Regions from separate parts of the Homo sapiens genome. Here regions 1, 2 and 3 are each linked to region 4. Evidence: chromatin contacts called from ENCODE Hi-C or POLR2A ChIA-PET data. All regions are on one chromosome and are shown on one strand. Each heading gives the region's core, a stretch centred on a gene start or an enhancer-like site at or near the end of the contact. The rest is flanking DNA. Distances are from core to core; before and after follow the strand shown.

Region 1 (2,732 bases), core at 101-2,600, 4.5 Mb after region 4:
TCTTGAAATTAAAGATGAGCAGCTTCCTTTCGTTTAAAGATAAGTCACATGAGAATTTAATTTTGGCAGTTAAAGAATTGGTTCCCCAACCTAAATCTACAGACAAGATGAATTTTCTGATTCATCTCCTTTCCTACAGTTTCTGGATTTTGTTTATCCTCCGATTCCAAATGGCATAATTGCTAGTTCTTTCTCCCACTCTACGTCCATCACCAGGTGGGTGTTTCAGCCTTTTTCTATCCCTCACATAGGACGCTCCAAAGGAAAAGAGAGGTGCTGTTTCCGGGGGGAAAGAACGTAGGATAGTTGAAAACAGCACGGTATTTTATTCACAAACTTGATTTTAAGATGACTGAAAAATCTAATGTGAAATAAACATTTTAAGAAATACAGTATTTGCTCTATTACTGTGTTGTCTACTTTGCCTCACATTTAATCTATTACAACTATAGAGTTAAGACAACTGTGATTCCTAAGCTTAATTCACATGATTGATCAAAACCAAGCTTAATTCTGTTTTAATGTTGTGTATTGCTGGAAGTAACACAAAGCATTAATAAACAAAAGGAATTCGATACCCATTTTGGGTAAATAGTATTTCTGCCTTCATTCTAACATAGATTTCATTTTGGCTTTTAAAAAACAGCTGCTGTGCTATATACCGCCGTATCCAGTAGTTGTTAAATACCTGGGCAACGTTACCTTTCTAGGGCTTGTTTCCTCATACATAAAACCTATTGGTACCCCGGGCCAGCTCTCCTATTGCTTCCTGATCGGGGACGATCTAAAAATCTAATTTAACAAATATCTGGTGTCCAGTGTAAAATAGCATGCTTGATGTCTTATTAGCACAAGACATAGAAGAGCAGGAAATTCACATAAGGAAACGGACCAGCTGTGAGTAGTTCCCAGTGGATATAACCTCTCCTTTGTTGGCCTTTAAATAATAAGTGCATCAGCTGCCGCACCTGCGATGCATGCACGCGTGGAAATCCTGCAAATTCTTAAACTGCCATCCCAAGGCGGAAAATGCAGAATTCCATTTTATTTTAACTTTTAAAGGAGTTAAATTCGGGCTTGGTACTGGGGTCCTCTCGGGGAGGTTTCCCTTACCTCTCCCAATGACGCTACTTAACCTCACCAGCACTCCAACACTGCCCACACTTGCCTACCCAGTTCTAGGTGAACGGTCCCACTGGGCACGGACCAATGGGCTCGTTCCTTCCCAGCGGCAGGGTGGGACCTCCAGCCTGGGCTTCGGAGACCCGCCCCCCGTACGTGGCGTGCGGGCATTGCGCTACGCGGCGCGGGCCGGTTTCTACAGCGCGTGGCGCCCCCCGGCGGCAGCCGGGCTTCAATGCCACGGCCTGACCGGAGTGTCCGCCATGGAGTCGCAGAAAGAGGCACGAACACTCCAGGAGCCCGTTGCGCGGCCTTCTGGGGCCTCAAGCTCTCAGACGCCGAACGACAAGGAGCGGCGGGAGGGCGGCGCAGTGCCGGCGGCGGCTGCCCTGGGCGCAGAGGCGGACGACGACAGTGCGGACGGGCTGTGGGAGCTGCCGGTGGAGCCGGCCGAGCGGAGGCCTGAGTGCACCCGCTGCAGGTGACCGCGGGGCTGGGGGCGGGGACTGCAGCCGGCAGCGGCCTTCGGAGGAGGGTGCGGCGCCCCCTGCCGGGGAGTCGGCGGCTCGGGCAGCTCTGCGATTAGGGCGGCGGAGTTGGCGGGTGCACGTTGGAAATCTCGGAAATGCCAGGCACAGCTACCTAGTAAGAAGCCCTTTTTCCAGGTTCATGATTATCTAACCTTACTTCCTGCAATATGCTGAGCGTATCATGGGATGAGCAGACATCAGTTCTGTTTCCAAGAAACTTAAGCGTCCAATAGGGGAAGTAAGGGGTGATGACAGTAATACTTGTAAAATAGTTACACAGTCATATTTAAGTGGCATAGTTATATCACAGTTAAAAAGCATAAAGTGGATTGGAGGAGAGAGACAGTCTCCTTTACCTATCCTACCAGAACTCTAAATATAGGGCCTTTTCAGGTGTTCATTCTAGGTTCTCTTCAAACCCTACATACGTCCCACTGGTAATTTATAAAATCAGTTTTCATGGTAAATTATCATCTATATCCCAGTGTGTCTAGCTCAGACCTTTCTTCGGAACACCAGACCTGTGCATTAATTTATCAGGTGTTTATTGAGTGCTTTGGTAATCACTGACAATGCAGTGGAGTTCATGTTTTTGTAGAGTATTCTCTTACTGGATACGGATAATAAACCAGCAAACAAGCAATCAAATATGTAATTACAAACTGGGAAAAAAGCAGTGAAGGAAAGGAATGGGTTGCTACTGTAGAAAATAGCTCAATGGTGTCATGAACTATCTCTGAGATTTGAAAGATGAGAAGAATCCAGCCAGGGGAAAAGCATTCCAAGAAGGGGAACAGAAGGACTGAATATGGTTGAAGATCTTTACTGCTTGAATACTTGGAGTATCACACTTTGGACATTTTGACCTTTTCCTAGGGCTGGATTGTAAGACTTCAGAGGAAAGGATCTTGAATGTAGAATGTTTTTATATTTTCTAAATGTACTATGTATAGTTGACGCTCAGTAAACCTCTGAGGAGGATGGAAAATTTGTGATTAGAAGGGACTGTGAATTTGAACATAGGGGTTTGTGAATACAATTAATTTAAACAAGTCGTCTGAGGGGGTTGGGGAAGCATTT
Region 2 (2,700 bases), core at 189-2,688, 4.4 Mb after region 4:
GACAAGTAGCCCGAAATTTGGTGCCCTCTTCTTGTCAATATGTGACCAATGAAAAGCAAGTTAAGCAACCTTAACCTGGGATTACCAGGTTATTGTAAAATATCCAAGAAATATTTTTAAAAATGAAAAGGCTTTTTTTTCTTTCCGAAGTTATTTCTCAGGGAATTAGAAAAGAAAATAAATGAAAAACACTGTTCTCAAGGCTAGTTGTTGATGGCAAACAATTGGTAATTGTTTTGAGACACCCACTTTTTAACTACAAAGATACTTGACCTTAACTTAGAATACAAAATGAAACCAATCTCCACTATTCCTAAATTTGACAATTTGAACCTATAGAATGGTATAAAAAAGCCCCCAACTCGTTACTCAACAAAGATTTTTGAACAAACGACTTTGGCAAAGCACCCTGGCCCAAGGCAGACAGACCAAAAACTTTAAAAATCCTACAAAATATTCTAACTTGAGTTCAGGCTCCATACAGTACCTCACTGACCGACATGGTTTTGCTTCCTTAGTTCTCAAGGGCCAGGTCTGCTGGGTTCTGGGTGGTAAGGACCCCCCTGGGGAGACAAGACCTCGCGCCTCTGCCCGTCGTTCTGGGCCAAGCTCGGCCCAGAATGACGGGCAAAGGCCGGGCCACGGGCGACGCGAGGGCCTCCCTCACTCACCGTGAAGCGCTGGTCGCCAATGCTGCCCACGGAGAAGCAGTGGTCGCCAGGGTTCACAGCCCCGGTCAGCACCTGGTGCAGGTTCATGTCGGCGCCCTAGTCCTGCAACGGACACCGCATCCAGCTCATGCCACGGGTCAGCGGCTGCTTCCCTCCCTCCTTCCCTCAGGGGCGGCGGCCGCTCTTCGGTGGCGACGGCAGAAGCAGCGACAGGCGCCTGGAGCCGGAGCCGCTCAGCTGGGGCCCGCGACTCATCCCGAGCCCCGGAGGGCGAGGCCCGGAGGGGGCGGGTCGGCGAGAGGGCGGAGCGCCGCGCTCCTTCGCGCACCTGTCACTCCCCGCGCTAGCCCAGGTGAAGCTCAGGGTCCCCTCACCGGCCACGACCCGGGGCCGACTCACCGGCCAGGAAGGCCGCGCTGTCCACACACTTCCTCTGGACCTCGGGCAGCCGCTCCTGACCCAGCCCGAGTGGCGCAAGCAGTACGCGCTCGCACTCCCCGCCTGACCTGTCCCTTCCCGGCTCCGGTGCCCGCCACCCCCACAGTCCTCCGCCACTCACTACGCGCCTCTGGATCCCTGCGGCCGAAATATCGCGAGACTTCGCTCGGGGCAGCTGCTACTGTGGTAAAGAATTCACTTTTTTACCACAGCGTGCGTATCAGCAAGTGAACATAAAAACGCCTCTTCTAGTCAGAAACTGGCCAATCCCGACCCCCGGTCCACCTAGGGCTCCGCCCACCACCGAGAATAAGCCAATCTCTTTGAGGCTTCTACAGGAGAACGCCGTGCGTTTGAGCTTGAACCTGATAAGCCTGGCAGAAGCCTGATGAACCCAGAATGAGTGAGATGTGGTAAGTTGTGCTTTAGGTTAGGGCGTCATCTAACTGTTGGGCCAGAAAATTTAAAGGGGAGAAGTGCATCCTAAAGGGAGTTGCAGTTTCCTCGGTTCTGGTAGGACTACAAGTCCCAATATGCACCGCTCCCCCGGGCGACCTGAGTGTCTCTTGAGTAAATGTGACCCTTGAAACGTCTACGTTAGCAGCTTAATGGTTTCTCCAGCCTTGCGCGTGTTTCCAAGTCCCTAAACGGGATGGTTTTTGAAAGGCTCGAACACTTGACAAGTAGGAAAGTGGTATTTTCTTAGCCTAAGTTATCTTAACACGTGATTTGAAATAGTGCTGGTAATAACAACACACCAGCCCTGCATTGAGCGTTTGTTTTGGAAAAGAACCTAGGAATTCCAGAATGATCAGAGTCACAGCTACAAACTGAGATTCAACTCTCATTGTATTTTGACACAAGTTTTGTATTATAATTGACAAACATCTGTTTATATGTCTCCCCCTGTATACCGTAAGCCTCTTTGGAATACAGAGGAACAGGACACAAGTCTGTCCTTAATGTCTAGCACCGCACCAGTCCCACCCATTCAGGGTGTTCTGTAAATGTTGCATGAATGTGTATAGAAACTCTCCAAATAGGCCAGGCACGGTGACTCACGCCTATTATTCCAGAACTTTGGGAGGCCGAGGAGGGTGAATCACGAGGTCAGGAGTTCGAGACCAGCCTGGCCAACATAGTGAAACCCCCTTCTCTACTAAAAATACAAAAATTAGCCGGGCGTGGTGGCTCCCACCTGTAATCCCAGCTACTCGGGAGGTTGAGGCAGGAGAATCACTTGAACCCGGGAGGCAGAGGTTGTAGTGAGCCAAGACCCCCGTTGCACTCCAGCCTGGGTGACAGAGTGAGATCCCGTCTCAAAACAAACAACCCTCAAAACTCTCCAATAGGCCAGGCACGATGGCTCACGCCTGTAATCCCAGCACTTTGGTAAGTCGAGGTGGGGGCGGGGGGATCACCTGAGGTTGGGAGTTCGAGACCAGCCTGGCTAACATTGTGAAACCCAGTTTCTACTAAAAATTAAAAAATTAGCCTGGCATGGTGGCACGCGCCTGTAATCCCAGCTACTGGGAAGCTGAGGCGAGAGAATCGCTTGAACCTGGGAGACGGAGGTTGCAGTGAGCCAAGA
Region 3 (2,739 bases), core at 116-2,615, 3.1 Mb before region 4:
CTCAAAGAGGTTGCTACCTACCAAGGCAGTCAAGACAAATTCCCGTTTAGAAAGCAGGGAAGCTGGGCCGGGCGCGGTGGCTCGCGCCTGTAGTCCCAGCACTTTGGGAGGCCGAGGCGGGTGGATCACTTGAGGTCGGAAGTTCAAGACCAGCCTGGCCAACATGGAGAACCCCCGTCTCTACTAAAAATACAAAAATTAGGCCGGGCGAGGTGGCTCACGCCTGTAATCCCAACACTTTGGGAGGCCGAGGCGGGCGGATCACCTGAGGTTGGGAGTTCGAGACCAGCCTGACCAACATGGAGAAATCTCGTCTCAACTAAAAATACAAAATTAGCTGGATGTGGCCGGGCGCCGTGGTTCACACCTGTAATCTCAGCACTTTTGGAGGCCGAGGCAGGCCGATCACTTGAGGTCAGGAGTTCGAGACCAGCCTGGGCAACATGGTGAAACCCCGCGTCTACCAAAAATACAAAAATTAACCGGGCGTGGCAGCGGGCGCATGTAATCCCAGCTACTCGGGAGGCTGAGGCAGGAGAATCGCTTGAACCCGGGAGGCGGAGGTTGCAGTGAGCCGAGATCGCGCCACTGCACTCCAGCCTGGGCAACAGCGTGAGACCACCTCAAAACAACAAACAAAATCAGAGAGGCTAATGCAAAAGCCTAGTGCCATGGTACCGCATGACAAAGCTAGGTTCGGTGGAAACATGGAAAACCAGATCTTTGAGTGAGCGATAAACTTCATTCCTGGGCCTCAGTCTCCCTTCGGCTCAGGGAGAAAATGAGCATCACAGGCTGTTTCAGGCTGATGTCCCTAGATGCTACATATTTGGCAAAATCTGCCCCTTTATGGTTACCTAGCGGCGATGGAGTGGGGAAGCCCCAAGTTTAGAAAAGAAAGAGCGGTAGGCGGAGGTGAGACGTCTAAGAGGCCGCCGCAAGCCGGCCTCCAGGAGGCGCCAGGGCTCGCGCGCCCCGCCTCGCAGGGAGCAGCCAGTTCGGGGTTCGCACGGCCAGCCGCTGCCGCTGCCGCCGTCGCCCCTCGCCCCTCGGCCCCCGCAGCCCGGGCTCCGTGAGCCCGCCTGGGGGACGTCTGCTCGCCCCTTCTGCGGCCACTGACCCGACAGCCTGGGCTCCTCGCTCTGGCCCGGGCTCCTAGCTCCCACCCCTCACCCTCACCGCTGCCTGCGCGCTCCCCGGGGCCCAGGCTCCGCGCGCCCAGCCACGATCACCCACCCTCCTTTCACACTCACTGGCAATTGCAGCGGCCTGTCGCTGGGTGCGACCGTCATGTCGGAATCCGAGTCGGAAAGCTGCCCATCTTCCATATCGCCGACCTCCAACGCCATCTTCCCGCGGTGCGCTGCGCTGCACAGCGGCGGGTCAGGAGAGCACTTCCGGCGGGGCAGCCGGAAGGCCCGGCGGCTCGGCTGCTCGGGCGCCCCCGCGCGGAGGCCAGCCTGTCCCAGCGGCCTGAGGCGTCCCATTGCATTCCAACTACCCCGGGAAAATGAATCCCTTGTTCCCCCAACACTTTTCTTCCAAACTTTATTTTCGTGCAAACATAAATATGTCACGTATCGCGGTCGTCTGGGATTCCTCCCTTGGCCGTACATCCTTCCCCTGTATGCTCTGGACAAGCCTCCCCGCTTCTGTTCTTGCTCCTCCACAATCCACTCTACATATTGCTTCCAGGGAAGCCTTTCAAGCTGTATAGTCCGCCCTCTGTATCCACTCCCCATCCACGGATGCCGAACCTGCGGATGGGAAGGACCCACCGTGCACCCCCACATAATGTAAGGGGCTTGAGCATGGCGGATGTTGGTATCTGTGGGGGTCCTGAAAACAATGACCCGCGGATACCTAGGGAGGATTGTACCTTAGCTCGAATCTTCCAAGTGCATCCCTCCCCAAAACAAGGACTGAGTTCTCAGCATGGTGTTTGAAATGTTTGTTTTCCGGTGTCGTAAAGAAATAGCAACATAAATTTAACTTACTGAATAAGGCCATTTTTACTTTCTGCAGAAAGGGTACACTCGCCAGCAGTTTTGCCAGGAGAGTACACTGAACAAAAGGAGACAGGGTCATTTATAACCTGACGTGTTTACCTTACTGCTGTGGCTGGTTTTTATTGGCTGGACCGGACCTCACATTTTGTATTTGTCCCGATTGGCTAGCAACTTAGAACTTTTTAAAAGAGGCAAAGGTAGAGGAGAACAAAGGAAGGAGGAAGTAACTTGTGGAATGCTGAGAAAGATGAAAACACTTTTAAATAAGGAAGAGGAACAGGCTATGACCTAATGCTTGCTTGGACTAGTAAAAGCATGCCAGGGCAAATATTTAGGCTAAATTGTGGGAGCTAAGAACATAAAGTACATTTTTTTTTATTATGGCTAGCAGATATTTAAGAATGTTAGCACAGATCTTTGAATAAATTTTGCTTTTAAGAGAAGTTACTATTTATTCCTAATTAGACGGGGAGGAAAGTTTTTGAAGAGGAACCTCTGTTTTACTTTGCCACATGGCAAACAAGGTCATGTGGACTGGGCATCTGGTCACTGGTCCTAGTGTGTCCCCCTGCCTAACCGCTGGCGCGCTGAACCTGTTGTTCCTCAGGCCAGGCCTCTGCATTTGCTGTTCACTCGGCCTGAGAGGCCCTTCCCTCAACCCACCCCATTCTTTAAGGGTTATCTTGGAACCCGCCTTTGCGAAAATTATAACAGTGAGAAAATTATGGCA
Region 4 (2,790 bases), core at 31-2,530:
ACAGTAGCTGTCTCCCACACACACAGGCACACTCACTCTCTCCCCCATCTGAACTTTTCCTCCCTAAAACATGAGGTGGGAGAAGGGGAATGACCATGACACAGGCCTCACTACCCCCACCCCACGAGTAGACACACATCTCCCTCCTCATCCTGCTGAAAAGAAATGTGGAGGCTGTGGACCAAGAGACCCGATGCTTCTCAGTGTCACTTCCCCTGCATGTGGGATAAACAAACAAACCGGCACCATGAGAGTAACCATCAGAGTGATTTTGCTAACCTTTGACTAATGTCTTGGTTAAGTTTTGAGCTGAGTCAAAGCTCTAAGAAACAGGTAAATCCCTGTGTCCCCCCACCCAACCCCTTAAACACTCCAACGGGAAGTTTATCCCTGAGCTGAACGCTGGCCCCCGTCGCCTCCTCCCAGCCTATCCATGCCTCCTTCCTGCCTGAAGCCCCTACTCCAAAGGTAATTGTCTGGACACAGTCAAGGAGCACCGTGGGCGACACTCCCCACCTCCCAATCTCTCCTAAGGAAGCCCCCGCCGGCCCAGTTGGCCCACCTCCCTCGCCGCCCCAGTCGCGCCGCACCACTCCGGCAACTTTTGCACCCAGCCCGACCCGCCACCCGCGGCCCCCGCTGCCCCCTAGCCCTCCGCGCCCTCAGCCTCCGACCGCGGCCCCCTCCTGCCCACGCCTCCGGGCCACCCGCCATGGTCCTCGCCCACCCCTCCCCCGACACCCGCGCCTGCGGCGCCGCCCCCGCCGCACCCCACCCCACCCGCCCGGGACCCCAGCCCCACCCGGGAGGGAGGGCGCCGCGGCCGCGCCGAGGCAGCCGCCGGGCCGGGGCTGGCAGCGGAGCACCTACGCGCAGGGGGCTTTACCTCAAAGGCGCGGCCGCGAGCAGAGGGGTCGGTCCCGGGCGCGGGCGGCGCCCCCAGTCCGTCAGCGCCGGCGGGGGCAGCGGCGGCGGCACATCACACCCGCCGGCGGCCGGAGGAGGAAAGCGAGCCACGCAGGGAGCGAGCGAGCGAGCGAGCGAGGTAGGGGGGAAGGAGCGAGAGAGAGAGGTAACGCAGCGCTGCTCGGATTCGGTCCCTGCACTGCCGCTGGTGCCTCCTACCGCCGCCGCTGGCCGGAGAGTCGCCGCCCGAGCCTCTGCTGTCGCCACCGATGCAGCCCGGAATGAATGCACAGCAGCGCCTCGCTTATCCGGAGGTCAAACATCCTTCTGCCTCGGGCATCCGGATCGACGCCGGACCCGGAAGTGAACACATGGAAAAAAAATTAAAAAGGAAAGCGTCTGTTTAGCGGCGGCGGCCCCCAAGCTGCCCGCATCAGCGAAAACAGCCGAGTAGAGCCGAAGATTGCACCAACCTTCTTGGATTGGTCGGATCGCCGACCGGAAAGGAGACGGCGCGGTCATTGGCTGGCAAGGTGTATAAAGCCTAAGCCGCGCCCTATCCCCGTCTTTCTAGAGCCGTGCGTGAGGGAAAGTGGGGAGAGGCTGTGGATACGAGTGTTTCTCTGGATGAAGCAGTGGGCGGAGAAGCATAGCAAAGTCTACGCAGAGAACTGGAAGAGAACACCACCATGCTTTAGGAGAGCTACTAAGAACTGAGTGAGCAAAGAGCCTTAAGGGTACCATTGTGCCAAGTCAGGGTGCTGAGGCTTTCCCTGTTGTGCTCAGCCCGCCAGGTTCCAAAAAAATCTTAGGGCCCGGCCTAGGAGTATGACATCACTGGGTTGACATTTTTCCCCGCTTGTTTGTAACCCCAGTGCCATATCAGGGCTCCAACTGCTTAGAAATGTGAATTATGGCTCACATTTGCGTCTCATTTGCTGTTTGTAAGCTGAGGTAATCCTCTGAACTATATAGTGTGGCATTACCTGTTTTTCAAATTCACCTCCCAAAGTTCTGAGAAGCCAAACATCACCCAAGTTATCAAGTTGCAGCGCACAAACTGAAATCGGTGTTTCTGACTCACACTTAAGTCCACTCTGCCTACATAGAAAGACTGCATTCCTTTCATTTTCCCTCTTGCAGTTGCTTCCCTGGGATGGAGATAAGTCATTTTGGTAGACTTCTATGGAAATTGATCCACCATGAAGGCATGGAAACTATAATTTTTTAAAATTGTGATTCTTATGTCTCAAGTCCTTTCAAAAGTTAGGCATTAAGGTGTGCAGGAAGAAGAATCAGCCTGGTGCCATGTTTTTTAAATGTTCATTTTATCAAACCCGTTTATATTCTTAATATACTTACTGTATCAAGAAACTTGAGTCTTGTGTATCTCTATCTCTCCTGTCTACCTCTCAAAACGAAAAGACTAATGAAACAAATGCACTCCTTCATTTTCCTCCCTGCTTTGCTAGATTAACGGTATAGCTAATGTGTTACCTTTGGAAGGGTAGTTAGTATAGAAATCTGTTTTTGATTTTGGTTTGTAATACAACAGTGCCTTTTTTTTAAACCTCTCTTCTCACTTCTTCCCCAAACTGGAAGTTAAGAAGTGACTAGCATCACCAGCCTTAGAAGGGTAGTGATAAGAGCTTTGCTCCATGCTTACCACACCATCATTCTGTAGGAGACTCAAAAGCAGCTAAGATGTATGCATGCTCAGAATTGTGAATGACTTGCCTAGGGCAGATGACATATCCCAGAATTTCTGATCTCTCCCAGGACCCACTAATAGACAAGAAACAAAGTTAACAACATCTCACTCAATAGAAGAGAAGTGTCTGCAACACAGGAAACTCTAAATATTGTCCTCAACTCCCAACAAAC

The links. A loop is a pair of places that touch in the nucleus more often than their neighbours do. ChIA-PET counts read pairs that join two places held with the same protein, here RNA polymerase II (POLR2A). Pooled maps may share reads with other maps.
Region 1: a map of CD4-positive, alpha-beta memory T cell shows a loop between it and region 4 (9-fold over the local background). The contact joins the promoter of DTWD2 here to the promoter of CSNK1G3 in region 4. A Hi-C loop is called at or near these places in 1 of 168 maps with a recorded cell type or tissue (CD4-positive, alpha-beta memory T cell) and 6 of 50 pooled maps. POLR2A ChIA-PET finds 5 or more read pairs at or near these places in 1 of 52 experiments (T-cell).
Region 2: a loop to region 4 is called in a map of CD8-positive, alpha-beta T cell, with 16 times the contacts of the local background. The contact joins the promoter of DMXL1-DT here to the promoter of CSNK1G3 in region 4. A Hi-C loop is called at or near these places in 2 of 168 maps with a recorded cell type or tissue (CD8-positive, alpha-beta T cell and naive thymus-derived CD4-positive, alpha-beta T cell), 1 of 37 single-sample maps with no recorded cell type and 12 of 50 pooled maps.
Region 3: a map of CD8-positive, alpha-beta T cell shows a loop between it and region 4 (10-fold over the local background). The contact joins the promoter of PHAX here to the promoter of CSNK1G3 in region 4. A Hi-C loop is called at or near these places in 1 of 168 maps with a recorded cell type or tissue (CD8-positive, alpha-beta T cell), 1 of 37 single-sample maps with no recorded cell type and 14 of 50 pooled maps.

Annotation. Positions count from the first base shown.
Region 1 is chr5:118,987,165-118,989,896 of GRCh38, reverse strand. It overlaps DTWD2 (DTW motif tRNA-uridine aminocarboxypropyltransferase 2), which reads left to right and starts at 1,350. Exons shown (of 6, transcript NM_173666.4): 1 at 1,350-1,603. The coding sequence starts at 1,386. RefSeq lists a silencer at 1,437-1,766.
Region 2 is chr5:119,069,628-119,072,327 of GRCh38, reverse strand. DMXL1-DT (DMXL1 divergent transcript) reads left to right here and starts at 1,438. Exons shown (of 3, transcript NR_134250.1): 1 at 1,438-1,522. DMXL1 (Dmx like 1) reads right to left here and starts at 1,241. Exons shown (of 44, transcript NM_001290321.3): 1 at 672-1,241. The coding sequence starts at 758. RefSeq lists silencers at 805-1,084, 1,395-1,474.
Region 3 is chr5:126,599,573-126,602,311 of GRCh38, reverse strand. It overlaps PHAX (phosphorylated adaptor for RNA export), which reads right to left and starts at 1,365. Exons shown (of 5, transcript NM_032177.4): 1 at 1,254-1,365. The coding sequence starts at 1,349. RefSeq lists enhancers at 1-585, 586-1,433, 1,434-2,283 and silencers at 948-1,197, 1,318-1,527.
Region 4 is chr5:123,510,667-123,513,456 of GRCh38, reverse strand. It overlaps CSNK1G3 (casein kinase 1 gamma 3), which reads right to left and starts at 1,280. Exons shown (of 14, transcript NM_001364140.2): 1 at 887-1,280. RefSeq lists enhancers at 1-108, 1,139-1,348, 1,509-1,568 and silencers at 629-698, 869-958.